Regions from separate parts of the Mus musculus genome. Here all the other regions are linked to region 2. Evidence: chromatin loops called from intact Hi-C (ENCODE). Cell type or tissue: left cerebral cortex. All regions are shown on one strand. Region 1 has its middle 10 kb from the start of 4930528G23Rik. Region 2 has its middle 39 kb from the start of Gm36613. Region 3 has its middle 8.0 kb from the start of Gm6313.

Region 1 (4,000 bases), 120 kb after region 2:
AGAGGAATGGATACAGAAAATGTGGTACATTTACACAATGGAGTACTACTCAGCTATTAAAAAGAATGAATTTATGAAATTCCTAGCCAAATGGATGGACCTGGAGGGCATCATCCTGAGTGAGGTAACCCAATCACAAAGGAACTCTCACAATATGTACTCACTGATAAGTGGATATTAGCCCAGAAACTTAGGATACCCAAGATATAAGATATAATTTGCTAAAAACATTAAACTCAAGAGAACGAAGACCAAAGTGTGGACACTTTGCCCCTTCTTAGAATAGGAAACAAAACACCCATGGAAGGAGTTACAGAGACAAAATCTGGAAGTGTGACGAAAGGATGGACCATCTAGTGATTGCCATATCCAGAGATCCATCCCATGATCAGCTTGCAAACGCTGACACCATTGTATACACTAGCAAGATTTTGCTGAAAGGACCCAGATATAGCTGTCTCTTGTGAGACTATGCCAGGGCCTGGCAAACACAGAAGTGGATGCTCACAGTCAGCTATTGAATGGACCACAGGGCCCCCAATGGAGGAACTAGAGAAAGCACCCAAGGAACTAAAGGGAACTGCAACCCTATAGGTGGAACAACAATATGAACTAAGCAGTACCCCGGAGCTCTTGTCTCTAGCTGCATATGTATCAAAAGATGGCCTAGTCGGCCATCACTGCAAAGAGAGGCCCATTGGACTTGCAAACTTTATATGCCCCAGTACAGGGGAACGCCAGGGCCAAAAAGGGGGAATGGGTGGGTAGGGGAGTGGGGGGGGGGTTATGGGGGACTTTTGGTATAGCATTGGAAATGTAAATGAGCTAAATACCTAATAAAAAATGGAAAAAAAAGAAAAAAAATGATGTTGTTCAGAGACAAAGTTTGGAGCTGAGACGAAAGGATGGACCATGTAGAGACTGCCATATCCAGAGATCCATCCCATGATCAGCTTCCAAACACTGACACCATTGCATACACTAGCAAGACTTTATCAAAAGGACCCAGATGTAGCTGTCTCTTGTGAGACTAGGCCGGGGCCTAGCAAACACAGAAGTGGATGCTCACGGTCAGCTAATGGATGGATCACAGGGCTCCCAATGGAGGAGCTAGAGAAAGTACCCAAGGAGCTAAAGGGATCTGCAACCCTATAGGTGGAACAACATTATGAACTAACCAGTACCCCGGAGCTCTTGACTCTAGCTGCATATGTATCAAAAGATGGCCTAGTCGGCCATCACTGAAAAGAGAGGCCCATTGGACACGCAAACTGTATATGCCCCAGTACAGGGGAATGCCAGGGCCAAAAAAAATGGGAATGAGTGGGTAGAGGAGTGGGGGAGAGGGTATGGGGAACTTTTGGGATAGCATTGGAAATGTAATTGAGGAAATATGTAATAAAAAAAATGATGTTGTTCTATGCTGTGTGGTTTTTTTATTTTCTCTACGTCCTATTCACACCAAGGAATCCAGATATGAGCACAAATTAAATCGATTTTTTCTTTATTTCTTTGAATCCTAACAACAGCTGGTAAACAAGAATTTAAAAGCCACTAAAATATTTTATCTTTTATAAATAATAAATTATGTGTTTGCTTGACACTCTCCCTTGGTGATCTAGTAGTTGCTGCCATTGAACACTCAGGATGAACAAACAGGTCCCTGAAGTTATTAAACATCATTGTCGTCAGAAAGATAGATGAAGAGCTGTAGTCTTCACTGCAGAAATCTGGTGCCCCAAGGTGCTCAAAACAGCAAGCACACATGAGCACCTGTGTGTGCCAATGCATTATTCCTGCTCCAAATTAATATCTTAGCTTTTCCTATCCTGCTTTTTATTCATAGTCTTTATAATGTAAACCTGCACGGATGAAAGCTAGCCTGGCATTCCTCCCATTAGCATGAGTGACAAGTTGACCCACAAATTCTACTCTACATTATTGCTTATGAAGCCCAGTTAATCTGTGGAAAGAAAAATATCGGTGTTATCTTCTGATGCAGATGCTCTCTGGCTCTGCAGCCCCCTGCTGGTGATGCACTGAACAGAACTGTGCTGTTGGTAATTGGAGGCAACCCAAGCCAGCTGGAGTGGAACCCACCCCCACCTCCCCCCCCCCACCCACCACCCCCCCCCCCCCCCCGCATCCCTCAGGTCAGACAAAGACTCCCAGGGAGCACACGAAACAAATGTGATATTTGAGAAAGGGAGGGGGCATTTAAAATAAATTCAGTTCCCTTGTGTTTGATTCCCACCTAACCTCCTTTCTAAAATAATCTGTCTGAGAACATACTCATGGGCACATAGCCACCCCTCCCATCTTTCCAGTTCTTCTTCTCTACGATTTTTTACAAACGTAAGTCATAATTCCAATCCAGAATTTTACTGAGGCTATGTACTCCTCTGACTAGAAATCCATGCAGATGATAACTTGAAGTAGAGAGGTCACCAAAGCCTTATAAAATGTTGGCCCAAAATGCATAGTAAACATCCTGTCTTCACCCCAATCTCCTTTCCCAATAGGGAAAGCATAACATCCAAGGATTTTTTTTTTTTTTTTTTTTTTTTTAGCAGTGGATGGTGTGATGTCTGTAATCCTGGTACTTGGGAGGTTGAGGCAGGAAGATCAGGATTTCAAGGTTATCCTCAATAACAAAGCAAGCTTGAGACCAGTCTGGGCTACAAGAAAACAAGTCTTAAAGAATAGGCAATAAATAAATAATTTAAGGGCTGGGAAGATGGTTCAGTGGTTAAAGTGTTCACCCCACAACTGAGAGGATTCCTAGAACCCACATAAATGCCTGGTAGGCATGGTGGTCCATCTGAAATTCCTAGAGCCACAAGATGCCTAGCAAGACTATCCATATAGATGAGCTCTGAGTTTGATTGAGAGACCCTGCCTCATTAAATAACATGGAAAGCCACCAAGGATGATTCTTGCCATCAGTCTTGAACCTCCATATGCACAGGTACACAGGAGAAACACACACACACACACACACACACACACACACAAATGGAAAAAGAAATAGGGCATCTGGTATTTTGCCTGGGGTCTGATTGCCCTGAATCCAGGAATGAGTTCTCAGAGGAACAAAATTCATAGCCTCATTTGAATTAAAAACATGAAATTACATCAAGTAAGTCCAATTTGTTATTTCATAAATAAAACTGATTTGGGTCAAATAGGTCAAATGGTAGACATCATTCATAAAATTAATAAGTTAAACCTGAACATTTTAATAAAATATTAAAGCAAATATTCATGTTATATATAAATGCATAGCATCACCATTTTATTTTAAAGTATTTATCTTAAAGTACTGTTTAATAAGTAAACTATGGTATTCCCATTAATAACTGATTCTAACTTCTTGGATTGAGCAAGAAGCCTTTAAGAGAATAACAGTGCCAGCAAAAACTCCTTAGATGAAGTAAAGCCTGTCTATATGTTTCCTGAAATCTTGGAGAGGAAATAACACTGGAACAACATATTATTTTCTGTCATTATGATGGATGATCTAGGAAAATCAACTAGAAAGAGGAAAGATTTATTTTGGCTCCCAGTTTCAGAGGGATCGGCCTTGTCAGCTGGCTTTATTGTCAGAGGGTTGTATGTGGTAAGAAAGAACATCATGGACAAGTGTGTGGTGGAACAAAGCTGCCTCCCTAATGAGAGAGAGAAGGCAGGTTTTAGAGTCCAATTGCCCCTCCAAGGGACACTCCAATGGCATAACGTTCCACTGGGTCTCATCACCTAAAGGTTCTACTACCTCCTAACACCACCACCCTGGGGACCAAACCTCAGCACACTGCATTTGAGGTCGTCTAAGATATAACCTGTGGCCTAGAGACATGGCTTAGCAATTAAGAGTGCTCTCAGAAAGAACGTACATTCAGTGCCAGCACTGTATCAGGTGGCTCACAACTAGCTGCCTGTAATTCCAGATTCAGTGGATCTAATGCTCTCTTCTAGCCTCTTCCCTCCGACACAGACACAC
Region 2 (4,000 bases):
AGGCTGAGCCCTCAGACTGGACATTTACGAGTTAAGTACTTACCACATGAACCTCAGAACACAGCAATCTAAATTACTTAAGCAATTTTCTGTTTGATCCTCACAGCAGTGCCTCTGCTGCTGTCCACAGAAAATGAAACAGGGAGAGCCTGCAACTGAGTCACAGGGCCAGGTTCATTAAATGATCATGAAACCCTGAAGCCATCACCTTTACCCTTGCTAATACTATCAATGGTAACTCCAATTACCTTACAATTAGCCTTTATAATCTTACATAATGTACACTTTGCAAATTTTGCAATTTGGCCTTTCCAGGGACCAAATATCTTCTTTGAGAGGAACTGCCATATGCACAATGATGATTAGAGGATTAAAAGCAGGAATCCAGGGTACTCTTATGTTGACATTTTGCATGTGTGCTTTGGAGGAAACCAGAGCTTGATTCATTGTATCTACCTTAAGTTACTGGGGGAGGGGGAGGGGTGGTGTGTGCATTCATGTGCATATATTTGTATAGTCAAGAAGTCTACATCAGGCATCTTCCTCAATTGCTCTCCACTTCATTTTGGGGACAAGATCTCTCACTGAACCAGGAACTCATCATTTGAACTAGGCCAGAGAGCCTCAGGGATCCTCCTGACTCTTTCTTAACCTTGCACTAGTATTACAGGGGCATACAGCACACCAGGCCTTTTATACATGTTCTAGGAATCCCTCAGGTTTTCATGCTTGTATACCAAGCACTCTGCTCACTGAGCAATCTCCCAAGCTCCTGTCTTCGTTTTTAATCAGGTTCCTTTAATCATATAAACCAGGTTGCGAGTTTTAACTATCTCATCATGAAAATTATCACGAGTATAGTTTATTGAGTATAAATGCTTCAAAAAAGATTTTCTTATTTCATAAGAGCAGATTTGTGTGTGTGTGTGTGTGTGTGAGAGAGAGAGAGAGAGAGAGAGAGAGAGAGAGAGAGAGAGAGAGAAAGAGATCTGGATCAACTGGGTTAGGTTATTGCAGCTCCAAGATTATTTTCTTCTATTACCAATACGATTAAATAAAACAATAGCCCTGCTTAAAAATATAAACTTATGTTTGTCCCTTGCCTTACAGTGAGATTTACATCTTGATGAAACCATCATGAGTTGAAAATAATGAATACATCCACCCAGTGAGCATCCTCAGAGCCTTGGGCTCATTTCCACCACTCAGCATTGTGGCAAAGTTCTGCGCTGAGGAGGAAGATTTGGTGAATTATAGTGAACTATAAATGTCAAATGTTACAGGACTTTGTGACAATCCAGGGAGTATCCAATAGCATGAAGTTTATCATTGGTCTTTGGTTACAACCAGAAACTGGAAAGGGAGTAGGAAACATGTGGTGGTTTTGTGTGTCTCTGTACATATTTACTTTCCAGATTAAAAAAAAACCCACAGTTCAAAGACATTAAGAGGCTTAATCAAGTTCAGCCCAACATTGAGAGGGACAGCCATTTCTAACCTGACATTTGGCAGTCTACCTTCTGTCCATAGTCCATTGTCAGATATGGAAGGCAATCTCAGCACCTCCATTGTTTGACTGACAAGTGGTTGAAATGCCTTTTGTCAACAGATGTCACTCAGTGAAAGGAAGGTGAAACAACCACAGCGTTTCAGGAGCTGGGAGTCTCTAATATGGACACCACAGAGTCACTGTCCAGTTAAGTATAGACACAGCCATCCTCTGATATGGAAACAAGAAGTTGCTGATATTCAAGCCACCCTCTGACTTGGAAAGACACAGCTGCTGACAATGAGCTGCCTTGCCAATCAGTCTGTCCCTTAATTTATTGTGAACCACCAAGTATGCTTCAGGAGCATCAGAAGGGCAGACATGTGCATGTGTTCCAGGGATAGCGCACCACAGGAATAAAGATTTTATGCTAATGTGCCTCCCTCCTATTCATTTTGGCATTATGCATTCAAAGGCTCGGTTGGGTTTGCTCTTCTCAATAAGAAAAGCCAAAGAAGGCTGGGAGGAGGAGGAAGAACATTCACATTCCAGGGATCACAGTGGCTCCATGGGCAAACAGCACATTTAGAACTCAGCTTAGGAACTCAGATCTTCCAAACTGTGGAGTCCACAAACAGCCCATTACTCTTCATTGCCAGCAACACCTCCCTTTAGTTCACACCTGTCTAACTACATTATATTTTTATGTAATTCCCAGTAACACCATCTTTTAATTTTATTTGAGGCAAGGTATCATATATCCTCTGCCAGCCTCAGACCCCATGTGTGGCTGAGGATGACCTTGACCTACTGATCTCTACCTCCCAAGTGCTGGGATTAAGCATGTTCAATTTTATATGGTGCTGAGGATGAAACCCATGGCTTGTCCACACTAGGCAAGTACTCTACCAACTGAACTATATTCCCAACGCCTAATAACACAATCTTATAATCTCTCAAGGTGGTAAAGGATTTGTTAAAGGATTATATTTTTCACTAACACTGTAGCATTTGATACTGGATTCTAACCTTGCTCTAATTAGATCCGTTAACTCACGAGTCCTGTGTTCATTATCATACTATAACAGAACATTCACTTCTCTTCTGTCTGCTCAATAAATATTTTCCATAAAATTTTCAATAAAAATTTTGCATCTGGTGATGCAAGTTCACTATGACGTCATCAGGGAGTCAGGGATATGTGATCAGAGCAAAGTCCAAGGCTTTTAAACGCCAATGGTAGGCCAGATAAGCATGTTACATGTGAAATGGTCCCGCGGGTTCATGTGCTTTAATCGTTGGTCCCCAGCTGCTGGTACTGTTCTGGAAGGTTCTAGATGGTTCTAGAAGGTGGTGCCTCATTGAAGGAAGTAAATGACTGGAGTTGAGGATTGATAGTTCACAGCTGGGTTTCTTTTTCTGTTCTCTGCTTCCTGACTGTGTGCAACCTGCCCTTGGTCGGTTCACACTGAGCTGTCATGCCTTCCTCTCCATGCCTTCCTTTCCTGATTTGTCAGCCGTTCAATCATAAAAAGATGGAAAGTAACTAATATGGCAGCAGAGTTCTCAGAGTACTGTGCCAGGTGGAGAGCACTTAAGTCTGCAGGTGGTGCCTTAGGGAGTTAGCTCTGATGAAGCAGAGAAGCCAGAGTAGGAGGTAAGCAGGGCCTAGCCAGCAGGTGTCTGTATGAACGTGGTGCATGCATTAAGAGCTTTGCTCAATATAAGCTCTGCCATTGCTCAGTACTCTTTTAGGAAAACACTTGTCAACAAACTTTCCAGTCACCCTAACTTGAGGAAGATTTTTTCATTCATCTGTCTCTACAATTACAAATGGCACTTTTGTTTTATCATCTAAAAATCAATAAGATGAGTTTGGGATTTTACTCTCAGCCTTTAGTGTAGACAGGAGCTGTTGAGAGCAGTGTCTCCTGCAGGCAGATGAGAATTGCCTATGATCCATTAACTCAATGAGCTGGGAGCATCTTAGTTACTTCAAGGCCATACTATATAAAATGAGCCTTAAGACTAGCAAGTGTCATCTTAGAGCATGTGCTTTCGAGAGCTGTTGTTAATAGCGCAGGTGGCTCCTATTCTCAGCATATTCATTCAAAAACAAAATACCTCCTAAATCAAAACCTAGTCTATCTCTCTAAACAGGATTCACATTCCTACTTCTGGGTACATAGTGATAGAGCATGACAGTTTACTGAGCTTCCTAGGATGTGGCTAAAGAGCTCCCTTCACTTAGTCCTCTTCACTTGGAGCTTGTCAGACACCTTCTTGTATAGCCTCAAAGGAAAATGTTAATAAATTAAAAACAAAATGTAGAAAAGGTTTTGTGTTTTTTAATGGGCTGATACCTATAGGCAGCATGGTTGCTGGGAGTGGGGGAAGGGGATGTTTTCTTCAATAGTGAAGCCACTGGGAGGTTCTCATGCTCCTGGAAGCAACTCTAGTGAAACTTACCTTGTCATAAAAACAGAAAAGTGGAAGCGGGCAGCCAGGAAG
Region 3 (4,000 bases), 58 kb after region 2:
GTGTGGAGTGATGAGATAATCACTCAGCACTCTGGGAAAGCACCCATAATCTTATCAGGAAAGGCTCCTCCTTCCACACCCTAGGTGCCCTTCTCAGCAGTTTGACTAGGTAGCAGCACAGTTTGAACTGGCTTCTCCCTCAGCTCCAGCTCCAGCATTACAAGACAACTGAAGGTCCTGGAGCCAACTCTCCCACTTCAGTCTTTAACCAGAGGTTCCCAGAAACTCTCCATTGTCTACTCTTACAAATGCTGGACTTCATGGGGCCATGGACTGAGCATAGGTGGAGAAAGCCATGGATTCAGACAGTTGGCTACATTAGTTATTCTTAATTAATTACTTGTTCATATCTTATTCTTCTTACATGTGTAAAATGTACGTCATAAATGTGAGTTGCTTCAGTTGTGAGGCTTGAGCGAGATGGTAACAGCAAAGGCAGATTAACCTGGTCAGATTGGTATGGTGGTGCACAACTGTAGTCCCATTACGTGGAAGCCTGAGGCAAGGGGATGGCAAGTTCAAGGCCAAACTGAGATGCATGGTGAGAATCTTTCCATGAGAAAAGGAGAGGAAACTGGACACAGCATCTAGTGGACATGCTTTGCTTCGAAGGTCCATTCCTTGGCAAGCAACGGATTCAGTGCAGTCATAGCACACACAACATAAGTTATAACACAGCGGGACATAGTATGACTACTTTAACCATCACAACAATCCATGAGGGAGACCATGTCATTGTTCCCATTATACACATGAGGAAATCAAGGTTTACAAGCGTTCAATAATTCACCAAGTCACACACGGTTAAGAGTGATCCCATGAGTCTTCCTAACCCAATGCACCCCCTACATCCTCAGAGTCCTGACTGAGTGACCATATAACACAGTGTTGATCCCCAGGTCCAGGCCATCCCTGACCTGAAGCCCTCAGTCATGAGAATACTCCATGACAAGCCATAGTCAGCAGGAAGCATTTATCTATTACATTTTATCCACAAGGCACACGCTGCCCACTCTGTTACTTTTCTCTCCAGAAGGGTGAACATTTTAATGAGAATTCCTGTCTTCTCACACATTCTGCCTTCATTCCTAGCTCTAGACAGACTATCATTAGGTTAGTGGTGTGTCCCACTCTCATCCAAGCTGAATGGATGGCATTGCTCTGCTCAAACCTTCACCCTACTGGTCATTTTCTCAGAGCCTGTGACAATTGTTCTCTTTCTGTCCCCAACACCTCCTACTTCCTTCACCCACTTCTGCTGTATTCTTTCCCTCAGGGAACTTCCCATTTATCCATTCTGAGGACACAAGGCCTACCCTTCTACAGTAGTCTCCACAGAGCACTGCTGTGCCCCAGTCTTCACCAACATCTCTGTGGAACACTATTCTGGGAAAAATAACATCTCTCCATCTCAGGTTCTCTCCAAGCATATGACAGGTCTGAAAATGTATCCGGGGTTGTCTCTTTAAAATGTATGTAGCCAGGGCCATCTCTTTAAACCGTGATTCATCTCTGCTGACCCAGGGTAACACTGGGACATTTTACTTTTTGGGTGTCTTCTATATTTCAGGAGAGAGGAAGTGAGAGTCCCACAGAGACGATGTGTATCATCTCCAGTGTCAAGGTAAGCCCCATCTTCTGGTGAAGCTAGATCAGAGGCAGACTTGAAGAGAGATAGATCTGAGTGTCCGTGTGATTCTAGCATGTAACATGCAGACCTGCCCCTGCATATAATGCTGAGGCCTCTGTTGTACTAGGATACCAGGACTTTTGAAGTTTTGTTCAGTTTCCAAAATCTTCTATGAGACTGTGTCAGTCAGCAAACATGAGACCTTCATCCATAGTAAAAAACAAACAAACAAACAAACAAACAAACAAAAAACAAAAACATAAATTATTTTGATCACTTTACAAAGTAAGCAAGGTATTTCAAACCATGATTTAGCTTTCCATCAATGGGACAAAGCATCCAAGACAAATCTAGTCAAAGGATGAAACGCATTTTTGCTCATTATATCAGAGGCCCCAGCCCATAAGTAGCATGGGCCTGTTACTCTTGGGCTGAGCCTCTCATCATGTCAGGTGTGAGGAGCAGAGGAAAGCTATCTACCTCCTAGCACCCAGGATATAGTGAGACAGAAGAAGGAATTGCCAGAGTTCTGATCTCCACTTCAAGGGCACACTCAAATGACTTAACTTCTGCCTACCAGGTTTCCCTCCTGAAGGTTCCACTGCCTCCCATGTGCCTTTGCAGAGCATTTCAGATCCAACACTCACCTGCTGGATTCAGAAGGAACTGAATAATTAATCTTTTCAACTGTGACACTCTCCTTATGATGTTCACGATAGACTGCTGTTCTCGGTATTTTTATGATTTTTATTTAAATTTACTTTGCTTTGATTTGAGTGATTTGCATTTCTATTTCTCTTATTCTGCTGTCTGCCACTGAAAGTGTTATAATAGCTATTTCTAGCAATCAGCTCCTTCTGCCGAGAGGCATCTCATGGTCTCATTACAAGCCCTCTAAGCTATACTGATTATGGGGATTTCCTGAGACCTCCAGGGTTCTCAGTCCTCTGTTAACATTGTCAGAACATAATTTGGTGAATCTGTGTGTGTTAGCTTGGTTTCTCAGACTTATTAGGCTCATGCCACAGCATTAGCTTATTTAGGGCTAGTTAAAAATGTTCAATGTTTTAGGGCATGTATTGTTCTTGCCGAGCACAGAGTTTGGTTACCAGCACCCACATCAAGTGGCTTACAACAACTGTAACCCCAACTCCAGGAAGATATGATGCCTTTGGCTTCCACAGGCAACAGTACTCATCCGCACATACTCACACATGCACGTGCACTCACACTCATAACTTCAAAATAATTAGAGTAAATACTTTTTAAAATAAACTTCTTGGTACACACTGTATTTAAGTTTTTAAAAGTCACTACACACACTAATTTAGTGACTATGAGTCATTGCTTCTCCGGAGATAGGAGGCTAAGCTCTTGCAGTTCTCTGATCACAACATCACCAACTGCTGTATGTTTCTGCCACCTAACAGCATACACTTATCACAAACAATTGATTGCACAGACTTTGGATGATTTTAAACCAGGAGCTTTGGAGTACATTTGTGCTCCATGGCATCATAACACAAGTCAGTCTCCCATACTCCAAAAAACCACTCCTCTAAGAAACCCTTCATCATCACCCTTGTCAGGTCCTTTTGGAAATTTTCTACAGATTTCTGATTTGCAGAATCTTACTTGGCTTCCAGTGTCACACATATCATATGGCACAGCTAGTATGGGGGGGGGGTGTGTGAGTCAGCCAGTACTGGCCCAGGAGCTAATGACCAACTGACAGACCCTGGGTCACATGGCTGAACTTGGACTTCCTTTGTTTTCATCCTTGAAGCATCCCATGATGCTTATTTCAAATTCAACCACATTTAAAATATTTTCCATAGCCCCATCATAACTTGAAGGTGTCATGTTTTTAATTTCCTGGTGGTTTACTGTATGGAATAGTGAATTTCTTCTACCTATAGGGAGAGGAAATGTATTATATCATTGACTCATTAATATTCCTAATGATGGCTCTCTAGCAAATGGATTTTCCCAGAAGGCCCAACATAGCTTAGGTTTAAGAACACCAGAGAGAATTTAGCCTAAGGTTTACCATCCGCTATAGAAACTGAAATATCAAAAATTAAAACAACTTTACAAATGAAAAAGAAGACAATAAAATGCCACTAAGTCACAATAAAACATCACATAGAGAGAGACAGAGAGAGAGAGAGACAGACAGAGAGAAAAAAAGGACTAATAAGTATGAACGTTGAAACGGGAAAGCACAGTGAGCCAGATTGATGTGGTAGCAAGTCTATAATCCCAACAACAAAAGAGGCCGAGGCAGGATTACAATAAACTCAAGGCCACCTTAGGTTACACAGTAAATCCTGTCTCAATATAAATAACAATACTAAGCCGGACAACAGT

What was found. Peaks named below come from ENCODE experiments on the same cell type or tissue, not always from the same donor. Only the 100,000 strongest peaks of a DNase experiment are listed, where the experiment ranks them.
Region 1: a loop joins it to region 2, with 1.9 times the contacts of the local background. A loop is called at or near these places in 4 of 42 quality-filtered maps.
Region 3: it touches region 2 in a loop (2.3-fold over the local background); 3 of 42 quality-filtered maps call a loop at or near these places.

The regions. Positions count from the first base shown.
Region 1 is chr6:148,685,952-148,689,951 of GRCm38, forward strand. No RefSeq gene overlaps it. Among named protein-coding and RNA genes, the nearest start is that of 4930528G23Rik, 10 kb to the left of the region's middle. In left cerebral cortex, a CTCF peak has its summit at 2,005 (motif pointing left); DNase peaks (open chromatin) are centred at 2,000 and 2,306.
Region 2 is chr6:148,562,477-148,566,476 of GRCm38, forward strand. No RefSeq gene overlaps it. Among named protein-coding and RNA genes, the nearest start is that of Gm36613, 39 kb to the right of the region's middle. In left cerebral cortex, no CTCF peak of the experiment used is centred here; a DNase peak (open chromatin) is centred at 1,966.
Region 3 is chr6:148,620,271-148,624,270 of GRCm38, forward strand. No RefSeq gene overlaps it. Among named protein-coding and RNA genes, the nearest start is that of Gm6313, 8.0 kb to the left of the region's middle. In left cerebral cortex, a CTCF peak has its summit at 2,281; a DNase peak (open chromatin) is centred at 3,007.